Linked DNA regions of Mus musculus: region 2 is linked to region 1. The links are chromatin loops, found by intact Hi-C in ENCODE. Cell type or tissue: gastrocnemius. All regions are shown on one strand. Each heading gives the region's core, and the rest is flanking DNA. Links, peaks and the distances in the headings are about the cores only. Region 1 overlaps Bcl9l (B cell CLL/lymphoma 9-like). Region 2 has its middle 37 kb from the start of Ddx6.

What was found. A loop is a pair of places that touch in the nucleus more often than their neighbours do. Peaks named below come from ENCODE experiments on the same cell type or tissue, not always from the same donor. Only the 100,000 strongest peaks of a DNase experiment are listed, where the experiment ranks them.
Region 2: it touches region 1 in a loop (1.9-fold over the local background); 10 of 42 quality-filtered maps call a loop at or near these places.

Annotation. Positions count from the first base shown.
Region 1 is chr9:44,507,503-44,512,873 of GRCm38, forward strand. Bcl9l (B cell CLL/lymphoma 9-like) reads left to right here. Exons shown (of 9, transcript NM_030256.3): 7 at 1-368; 8 at 651-932; 9 at 1,194-4,404. The coding sequence ends at 2,281. Cxcr5 (chemokine (C-X-C motif) receptor 5) reads right to left here. Exons shown (of 2, transcript NM_007551.3): 2 at 4,285-5,371. Among named protein-coding and RNA genes, the nearest start is that of Bcl9l, 11 kb to the left of the region's middle. In gastrocnemius, for the core only: a CTCF peak has its summit at 2,776 (motif pointing left); DNase peaks (open chromatin) are centred at 917, 1,632, 1,972, 2,280 and 7 more places; H3K4me3 peaks cover 2,054 bases; H3K27ac peaks cover 3,790 bases.
Region 2 is chr9:44,565,104-44,570,474 of GRCm38, forward strand. No RefSeq gene overlaps it. Among named protein-coding and RNA genes, the nearest start is that of Ddx6, 37 kb to the right of the region's middle. In gastrocnemius, for the core only: no CTCF peak of the experiment used is centred there; a DNase peak (open chromatin) is centred at 2,625; H3K4me3 peaks cover 220 bases; H3K27ac peaks cover 2,381 bases.

The DNA of each region.
Region 1 (5,371 bases), core at 325-5,324:
CAGTATTAATCAGATGGGCTCACCGGGCATGGGACATCTGAAGTCACCCACCCTTAGCCAGGTGCACTCCCCCCTGGTCACCTCACCCTCTGCCAACCTCAAGTCACCCCAGACTCCCTCCCAGATGGTACCCTTGCCTTCTGCCAACCCACCGGGACCTCTCAAGTCACCCCAGGTCCTCAGCTCTTCCCTCGGTGTGCGTTCACCCACTGGCTCACCCAGCAGGCTCAAGTCTCCCTCCATGGCGGTGCCTTCTCCAGGCTGGGTCGCCTCTCCCAAGACAGCCATGCCTAGTCCTGGGGTCTCCCAGAACAAGCAGCCACCTCTCAGCATAAACTCTTCCTCCACCCTGGGCAACGTGGAACAGGGTGAGTGATCTAGGTGGGCTTGGGTGGGAGCCTTGGTGGCGGGTAGGTTCCTGCAGGGGCATGCTCTGCCGGAGCCTCTTAAACATCTTGAAGGGTGCCACTTGGAGCTAGGACTTTCCCCACTGGGGAAACTGCTTGGAGAAGCATGGGCCGTAGGGACCACAGGGAACCTGTGGTCAGTGGGATATGGGTGTGTCTGACGTGAGGTGGAGATTTGGGGGACGTTAACCTCGCTAGTGACACCCCCCCTCCCGCTCTCTTTCTGTCTCTCCGCTTCTGTAGGTGCTCTTCCACCTAGCGCACCCCGGAACAGCTCCTCCGCTCCTCCCGCCAACCCTTCCAGTGGCCTCATGAACCCCAGCCTACCGTTCACATCCTCCCCAGACCCCACCCCTTCCCAGAACCCTCTGTCACTGATGATGTCTCAGATGTCCAAGTACGCCATGCCCAGCTCGACCCCGCTATACCACAACGCCATCAAGACCATCGCCACCTCAGATGACGAGCTGCTGCCTGACCGGCCCCTGCTACCCCCACCCCCACCACCGCAGGGCTCTGGGCCAGGTGCGAGGAGGCAGAGCTCTCTCTGGGAGTGGCAACAGTGGGTTTGCTTAGGAATTGCCCCCGTGGACATGCTGGCTTCTGCATGCTTCTATAGTCTCTGCTCATGGGGGTGGTGTGAGCTCTGAGGCCCCGTTTGAATGACTACCATCGCTTCATGAAACCTAGCCCAGAGCTCTTTAGTGGGCTGGGAAGGACTGGGAGACCCCTCCCCAAACTGGGTGGGCATGGCCTCTAATGTCCCGTTCGTCCTTCCTCCCACAGGTATCAGCAATAACCAGCCCAACCAGATGCACATGAACCCTGCTGCTGCCCAGAGCCCCATGGGCATGAACTTGCCAGGCCAGCAGCCCCTGTCCCATGAGCCTCCCCCTACTATGTTGCCCTCCCCCACCCCTCTGGGGTCCAACATTCCACTGCATCCCAATGCACAGGGGACTGGGGGCTCTTCTCAAAACTCAATGATGATGGCCCCAGGAGGCCCAGACTCCCTAAATGCCCCTTGTGGCCCTGTGCCCAGCTCCTCCCAGATGATGTCCTTCCCTCCTCGGCTGCAGCAACCTCACGGTGCCATGGCCCCCACCGGGGCCGGGGGCCCAGGCCTGCAGCAGCACTACCCTTCAGGCATGGCCCTGCCCCCCGAGGACCTGCCCACCCAGCCACCGGGTCCCATACCCCCCCAGCAGCACCTAATGGGCAAAGGCATGACTGGCCGCATGGGCGACGCATACCCACCCGGGGTGCTCCCTGGGGTGGCATCGGTACTGAATGACCCAGAGCTGAGTGAGGTGATCCGGCCCACCCCTACCGGCATTCCTGAGTTCGACTTATCCAGGATCATCCCCTCTGAGAAACCAAGCAGCACCCTCCAGTACTTCCCCAAGAGCGAGAACCAGCCCCCCAAGGCCCAGCCCCCCAATCTGCATCTCATGAACCTGCAGAACATGATGGCAGAGCAGACCCCGTCTCGACCCCCCAACCTCCCGGGCCAACAGGGGGTCCAGCGGGGGCTCAGCATGTCCATGTGCCACCCTGGACAGATGTCCTTGCTGGGCAGGACAGGTGTGCCCCCACAACAGGGCATGGTGCCCCATGGCCTGCACCAGGGGGTCATGTCCCCTCCACAAGGCCTCATGACCCAGCAGAATTTTATGCTGATGAAGCAGAGGGGTGTGGGGGGCGAGGTCTACACCCAGCCTCCCCACATGCTCTCCCCACAGGGCTCCCTCATGGGCCCCCCACCCCAGCAGAACCTCATGGTGTCCCACCCTCTGCGTCAGCGCAGTGTGTCTCTGGACAGCCAGATGGGCTACCTGCCAACGCCGGGCAGCATGGCCAATCTACCCTTCTAGCAGGCCCCTCGGTCTGGGGCTGGGGAAACTGAAAATATGTTAACTTTAAAAAGTTTTGTTTTTCCTCCAGTGTTGGGATGGATGGCCTGGGTCCAGGGGTAGGGTGGCGGGTGGGAACGGGCTTGTGTGGGGAGTGGTGTTTGTGGAAACCTGCTGTGCTGGCAGCTGAGGGGGAAGCGGCAAGTGTCGGGTGAGGAGTTGGAATCGGGCTCTGCTCCATTTCTGTCACTAGGACTGCGCCTCCTCTGCCCCCCCCCCCTTTCCCGTGGAGCTTCTGTCTCCCTTTGTCTTTGCACTTCCCCGCTTTCAGCTATGTTTTGGGGGTCCTTGGGGAGAGAGGAGGGTCTTCCATCCTCTGACCCGTCGTGGACTGTCACCTTGCCGGCGGCGCTTCAGGTCCGTTTCTCGCCTTCCCGTCTCTCTGCTTTTACCCTGTTTTCCTTCTGCCTCATTTCCTTTCCCTACTGACGTGGCTGACCTCCTCTCCCACGCCCCCTGCAGGCAGCTGGCCAGGTGGGCAGGTGCCAGCGGAGCTGTAAATAGAGCTGGGCTTTTGTGCCGGTTTGTGCGTGTGCCGTATTTCTGTGTCTTGATAGAAGTCACACACAAGAAAAAAAAAAGATTGAGAAAAAAAAAAAAACCTTCCCCCCTCTTTCAAATGATCACACCCTTCATTCCTCTGGACCCAGAGACATACAGTCCTATGCACCCTCCATAAGCCCCACCTATAAAATGAGATCAGACCATCTAGGCTTCCATTTGGTGAGCCCCTGAGGACTGAGAATCTACCCCCGTCCCTCTACGACGGCCGCCTGTCTGCTGCTGAGTGATTTCCAGAGAGCAGGTGCGCACATGTACATGTGTTTACCCACACCAGTGACATAGGGCCCCCAGCCTGGGTGCCTCTGCTGCTACATCTTAGCCAGAACTTGAAGCCCTTTATCCCCATTCTAGGATAAAAGGCGAGAAGGAAGGGGCAGCGTGTGGCCCCATAGAATGGAGCTATGGAGGGGTTAGGATGCTGGGACCCTGGCTGCAGTAGCCGTGGGCCAGGTAACCCTTCAGGGCATGGACTCTTCTAGAAACCACCACTTGCTTCTCACCAAAGAAGGAAGGTACAGAGTTGGCCCTCCACCTCTAGTGCAGAGCGAGGGAAGGCAGTGTGAGCGAGAACATCCTGTTGCCTCCTCTGCCTGCCTACTCTCTGCAAGGTCCTTCTGTCCAGGGCTCAGGGCCATGCACCAGATCTGTCTATGCCCACCAGACACAGCCACTGCCTCTCCTCTGACTTCCCAGGAGAGCCCCTCACCCGCCCCTGGTCAGACTCAAGCCATACAGGAATGGGTGTTTTGTCCCCTTTGGCCCCAGGAGTAAACTACTTCTGTTTTTCTCACGTCCTTTCCTGCCTTGTAAGGTGGCGGGCAGCTCCCTGGCTAAGGCCTTTCCTGTCCTGCCTCCAGGGCCAAGGGCCATTCTAGACAGGGTGTCTTTTACCAGGGCCCTGTCCCCAGCCTTTCTGACCTGCAGGGCCTGGTTTTGCCTTGGCAGCTGTAATACAAAGGGAATTTGTGCCCACTTCTCCCAGTCTGGTGCTGTCCACCATCAGCCAGGCCAGGCACCAAGCCCCCTCCAGAGCTGGCTGCAGGCCCCTGGCTTCCCCTGCTCCTCCCAGGGACCATAGCCAAGGTCTCTTGTGTTGAGAGGTGGGTGGAAACCTGTCCTTCCTGCCAGACACTGCCCTCCCTGCTTCCATCTGGGCCTTGTGCCCCCACCCACATCCCTACCCTGCCCAGACTGTCTAGCCTGCCCTGCTCCAAGGAGAGGGCTCCGGCCACAAAGGGCCCAATGCCCTCTTCTTGTGCCCTCGTCTCCCACCTCTACCACTAGCTTCCCAAGGTGATCTCCACAGGCCAGCCTTCTCCCTCCATCCATGGCCATACCCCAGCCATTTTGTACCATTATATAAATATATATATAAAATATAAATATATAAATACAATATGTGAAGACATCTTCCTGTTTTTATTTTGAAACACTTTTTAGGCTTGTTCCGGGGGTCTCTGCCTGTATTGACCTGTTTTATAGGTGCCTTTTTATTAAAAAGAGAAAATTCAAAAATGCCATCTCTTGCATTTTTATTTCTGTGCCCGGTTTGCCTCTTCCCAGCTGGTTGTTGGATGCTGGGAGCAGAAAAGGGGGTCCCCAGGTGTCTTCACGGTTCTGCAATGAGGATACAGTCTCTGAAGCTATAGCATTGGTTTCCCCAGTGGGATCCCCCAGGGAGCTTGTACGGTTGGCTTGAGTGGTACTAGGCAACTCTGCTTCCTACCCCCACGCCCCCAGATCGGTGGCTGGGAGGAAGCCGAGCTCAGAATTGCCTGCTAACTTCCCCTATGTATGCATGGAGCAGCTTCCTCTGGTTCCATGTGAGTGGTACCCTCCCAGGGGCAGGGTACTGCCTTCCTGGGGTTTGAGGACTTGCCTGCCCAGGTTGGCTTCTTATATTGCCTCTGCCTAATGAAGACAGGAACCTCTGTCGTCATTCTCTTAGCTAGGTGTCCCCTCTCTTGAGGCTAGGACCACTTTGCTATCTTGCTTTCCCCAGGCAAGTTGGCTTCCTTCCCCATTGGTGCGTAGAATCCACGAGGGCCCTGGATCTCATTTCCCCACCAGTCTGTAAGCTTTGGTACAATGGGTGGAGAAGACAGCTGGGTTTGATTTTTACTTGTTCTTCCTTAGAGCCTGGAAAAGGTGTCTTTCCACTTTTCCACTGGGCCTCTTTCCTGCTGGCTTGCCCTTTACTCTTCTTAGGATACTGGCTAGCTTCCAGAACCTTCTGGAACTTGCCCTCAGTCTGTAATCCAAGATCCAGTAACATGGGGCTGACCCAATGCTGGTTAGGTTGGAACCAGACAGCTACCTAAAGTAGATCGGTTTCAGCTTTCTGCTTGGTTAAGAGAAAGGCACGGTTGAAGGTCTGGCATGAAGTCTGTATTTATGAGACAGGCACATTAAGGCCATAGTCTGCCGCCGCCAGCTGGCTATTCCTCTGTGGTATAGGAGTGGTGGGTAGCTGTGGCAGCCAGTAGT
Region 2 (5,371 bases), core at 321-5,320, 58 kb after region 1:
TTATTTAATGCCTCCATCAGATGAACCTGGAAGTGGAGAAGCCATCCCTACAGGAAACAAAAGGTGCTTTGGCCCCTAGGACGTCAGAGGTTTGGACTGCTCAGCCTTAGGTACAGGCAAGAGAGTAGGGTCAAACAGCTGAAGAGACTTTCCCAACATCCCAGCTTGCAGAAAGCCCTGGCCTGTTCAGGATCCAAATTGAAAGCATAGATAAGACAGATCCAAGTGGGATCAGCATGGAGTGGGATCGTACCCACTGAAGGGCATGAACCCCTGCAAACATCTCTGCAGTAGATCTGAGGCTCTTTCCCCTGTGTTAACATGGTCCCTCCACCCAGCAGCCAAATGCAGGCTGCACACACAGCCACAGCCTCTAGGAGCAGGGAGAGGAGTAGATAGAGTTTGGGCCTGCTTATCTCAGAGCAGAGAGTCCCACTGGCTTCCTAGAGGCAACGGAAAGTTACTCAAGCAAGCCCAGAAGAGATGCCACTCTGTTTCCAAGGCAGGCTATCTCTTAATTCCACCCCCTACTTTCGCTTTCCTGGTCCACCGCTCACACACAAAGGAAGCCTCTTGGGCCTGGCTCGCTGCCTCTTTTCTGAGGGTTCCAACACTTGCCCATGCTGCCCGATTTCATTCTCCTCTTCGTAAAGATTTAACTTCACTATTGTTAATTATGTGTGTGTGCTCGAATGTGGGGATATGTATGTGAATGAAGGTGCCTGTGGAGACCAGGGCATCAGATCCGGTGGAGCTGGAGTTCCAGACAATTGACAGGGGTGTTGGGAGCTGAACTCTGTCCACCACAAGGATTCTAACAACTGAGCCATCTCTTCAGCTCCTCCCCTTTAACTTCTAACACCCACCTGTGTCCAGTCCAGACAGTCACCAGATAGATCCATTCAGAGTCAAGTTTGGTGATCTGTGCCTGTGATCCCCACGTTTGGGATGTGAAAGTAGAAGAGTTACAAGTTTGAGGGCTAACCTGGGTTACATAGTGAAGCACACTGTCTTGGAAGATCCAGGGCAAGGGAGGAGGCTCAGTGGCATAGCCTTTGTCTAGCACGTGGGAAGTCCAGAGGGTTCAGTCCCACACAAAGCTAAACAAAAAGGCTGCAATGTCTCAATGGACTGTAACAGCCCATCCATACAGACTCCCATCCCATCCCATCCAAAGCCCGTGTTCCTGGCTCTGCCTGAGGCTATCAGCATGTTTCTCTGAAAATACCTAGGAAACAACTGCCGTGTATAGTAACCTTATATAAATTAAATGAGTGTTGATCCAACGGACAAATTTTAGATGCAAAGGAAGAGCTTAAAATGGCAACTTCAGGTGGTGATCTGTTTACCACCAGGAAACTCAAATATCACACTGTCTGTATAACGCTAGGCGTTCATTGGCGTTAGCAAGGAGCCTTGGCTGAAGGTTGCACACCTTTGTAACGCTCTTGCAGAGCAAATGGGAAGAGAGGAGACGAGAAAAGTGATGTCAAACACCACTGTGAAATTAGAAACTGACCAAAAAAAATGTCAATTTACAAAAATAACATCAATTCCAACAGTCAAACTAGAGAGCAAACTTTACCAAGCCACTGGGCCTCTCTGTGAAGCAATGGGTACAGGGTACACTACTGCTGGAACTGAGGGGCAGTTGAACGTGTTCTTAGCGAGTCACCTGCTGACCGTGCAAATGAAAAATATCTCCTTTGACTCTGGGCCTCCTGTAATAAAGCAAAGATAGAGCCTGAGACAGTACCCAGGGCTAGGAGCCAGAGACACAGAGAACTTAAATTCAAGGCTGGTCTGACCCTGTCTGAAAACAAAACAAAACAACAAAGAAACAAAAACCCTGAAAAGTAAAATAAAACGAAAGCCACAGAGCCCTGGATTTAAGAATATTAACACAGCTGGCCATGGTGGTGCACACCTTTAATCCCAGCACTAGGGAGACCAAGGCAGGTGGATCTCTATGAGTTCAAGGCCAACCTAGTCTATGTAGTAAGTTTCAGGACAGTCAGGACTATGTAGAAAGACCCCATCCTAATTAATTAATTAAAAAGTTGAAGGAAGGGAAATTCTCTGAATATTTAGTGTGTTAAAGTTATACTTTTGCTTTTGTTCTTCTGGTGACAAGCGCGTGCCAGGCCATAATTGTATTGCGACTTCTCTTGTATTTGTTTAAAATTGTTTATGGTAACGATTCTTTCTTTTTCTATTTCTTCTTAGATCCTCACATATCTGGGTAAAAGTCCCTACAAGGGAAAATACAGATGTTTACACCCTTACCCAAATTCCTTCAGGGACATGGGGACCCAGGCTGGGATGCCATTCAGTAGTAGGCCACCTGTCTGGCGGGCACAGGCTCTGGGTTCCTTTCCCAGTGCAACAAAGCCAGCCTAGCTGGGTGACATTCCCCTTATGAGCCTAGCTGGGTGACACTCCCCTTAATATGACCTAACTTTTGCAAGTTATGTCTGTGTCGTGTGTGTGTGTGTGTGTGTGTGTGTGTGTGTGTGTGTGTGTGTGTGTTTAGGCATGTGAACACCAGTGGAAGACAAAGGCTGGCATTGAGCTATTTTTTTTTATATTCTCTCTCTACAGCCTGGCATTTGTGTGGGCGCTGAGCCTGGACTCAGGCCCTCATGCTGACAGGGTATGAGTGTTACTGGCTGCACCAGCTCCTGACCACTTACGTAACCTCCGTCTCACTTTCTACTCTCAGCTGACATCACTCCTCGAAATATCAGCCCTCTTTACTTCCTCAAACTCACCACACACACACTGGACTAAAAGGAAAGCTATGTAATATTTTAATGTTGGTCATGCTTTTTAGTGTGCTCAGAATTCTAACCGCTATTTGCCATTTAACCTTTACCTGTCTTTAAATTCATTAGGAGCTCCCTTTAGAGGCTTCCCTTAGGCCAGCCACCTCACTGGTGCCTCCGCTAGATCTGTTAGGTCCCCGTGAGCCTTCAGGCCTGTTCCTTCGGTCCTTTCCCTGTTTGTCACGGCACAATCCTCTTCTGGCACTTTTGGGTTTACTGACTTTCCTCTCCCTCATCAGACAGGACCGGAAGTTGGGGAGGTGCGGGAGGGAGGGGCGGGGGGGGGAGGGTGCTTTTGTATTATTTGTGAACTGGTGCTAGAAGTTCATAGCAACAGTGAGTTTGTTTTTATTGTTTCTGGGGTTATCGTTCCTCCTCGCAGCCTGAATGAAACCCCACCTGACTCTCCATGGTTGTCAATAGAGAAAGCTCTTCACAGGGGATCTAAAGAAAGACACAGCAACCCAGGCCAGAGTGTGGGGCCTTACTGGGCAGGAATGACAAGTTTAACTGTTATCCTAAGATTTAACTCTTGGTCCAAATCAAAAAGAGGACTTCATTATATTAATCTACAGACAGGAAAAAGGACAGCGATTTTTTTTAAAAGTTACTTTTAGGCAGGCTGTGGTGATGAATGACTTTATTCCCAGCACTTGGGAGAAAGAGGCAGAGAGCTCTCTGAGTTCGAAGTCAGCCTGGTCTACAGAGCGAGTTCCAGGACAACCAGAGCTACATGGAGAAACTCTATCTTGAAACAAACAAACAAACAAACAGCAGCAACAGTGAAGACCTGGTGACCGCTGCAGGCACCAGGTACACAAGTGCAGGTAAAAGGCTCATATACTTGAAATAGCTATTTTTAAATTTGAAAGAATAATGTTAAACAATAACAATAAAGCCTGCCATGGCATGGTGATGCACCCTTGTCATCCAGACATGATACAGTGGTACATGCCTGTAGTCTAACACTTGGCAGTCTGTGGTAGGAGGATTGCCAAGAGCTTGAAGATAGCCTAGGCTATATAATGAATTCCAGACTAGCCTGGGATACAGAGTAAAACCTGTCTCAAAACCAAACCAATGAACAACAGATCAAGCTCAGTTGCCTTCTTTTCCTGTTGTTTTTGATATGAGCTTTGTATAACTGTTGGTGGGGCTTTTGTTTGTTTGTTTGTTTGGTTTTGCTTAATGCTGTTTATAAGCTTCTTCGTGGGCTTGGAGACTGGCCTAGAGGTTAAGACAACTCACTATTCTTTCAGAGGATGGACGGGGTTCAGTTCACGCCTCCACAGCAAAGGTTCGTGAGCAACGGTAATTCCTCCTCCAGGAGATCTGACACCTTCTTCTGGCTTCCATAAACACCCAGACACATATGTGCATATCTCTCCACATATGCATGGTTTAAAAAAGTAATGAATCTTTTTATAAAAAATATTTTCTCGGTGGCTAGGATGGCACATTTCTTCAGTCCCAGTACCTGGAGATAGAGACAGGTGGATCTCCATGAATTTGAAGACAGCCTGATCTGTGTTGTGAGTTCCAGGCCAGCCAAGTGCTACATAGTGACACCCTATCTCAAAAAAACAAAACAAAACAAAACAAAACAAACAAACAACAAAAGCAGCATTTTCTCATGATATGGGGATCCTTGAGAGGGGATGAGAGAGCTCATGGATAAACATGTCTCCACAGCTGGAGACCTGAGTTTCCTTCCAGGGTCCACTTTTATTTTTCTTTTGAGACAGTTTACTATGTAGACCAGGCTGGCCTCAAACTCACAGAGGTGCGCTGCATGAGGAAGGTCACTGTTGCATGAGGAAGGTCACTGCACTGCATGAGGAAGGTCACTGGGCTGCATGAGGAAGACCACTACACTGCATGAGGAAGGTCACTGCACTGCATGAGGAAGGTCACTGGGCTGCATGAGGAAGACCACTGCACTGCATGAGGAAGGTCACTGGGCTTCATGCTTCCTGCTACTGGATATTCATTTTTCTTTCTTCTTTTTAAAATTTTTGTACAAGTTGTATAGATGAAAGTGGTACCTGGGTTTTTTAAAATTTGCATTGCTTTTGTTACTACTGAAGTAGAACTTTTTCCCACGTGTCTTTTAGCACAATATGTTTCCTCTTTTGTGAACCGTTCAAGTTCATTTATTTTATTATTTTTTTTAGTGGAGCTCTTGATATATTCTATATATAAATCTGACCAATTACTCTAGAGTCTATAGCTTTCCTGGCTCTTAGCTTACATGGCTCTGCTGTTCAGGATATGGAAAGAACTTTCTGGATAAAGTGGATACATAAAGATTCTATAAGTATGGGGGTGGGTGGGTAAGGGGGACTTTTGGTATAGCATTGGAAATGTAAATGAGCTAAATACCTAATAAAAAATGGAAAAAAAAAAAGATAAAAAAAAAAAAAGAAAAAAAAAGATTCTATAAGTAATATATAGGTAATTGGGAAGGGGCTTTTCAGAGGAAAGAGGGGTGCATAAGGGGGGTCAGGGTAAAACTACTTCTGAAAGAGACATGAGCCTTCTCTGAG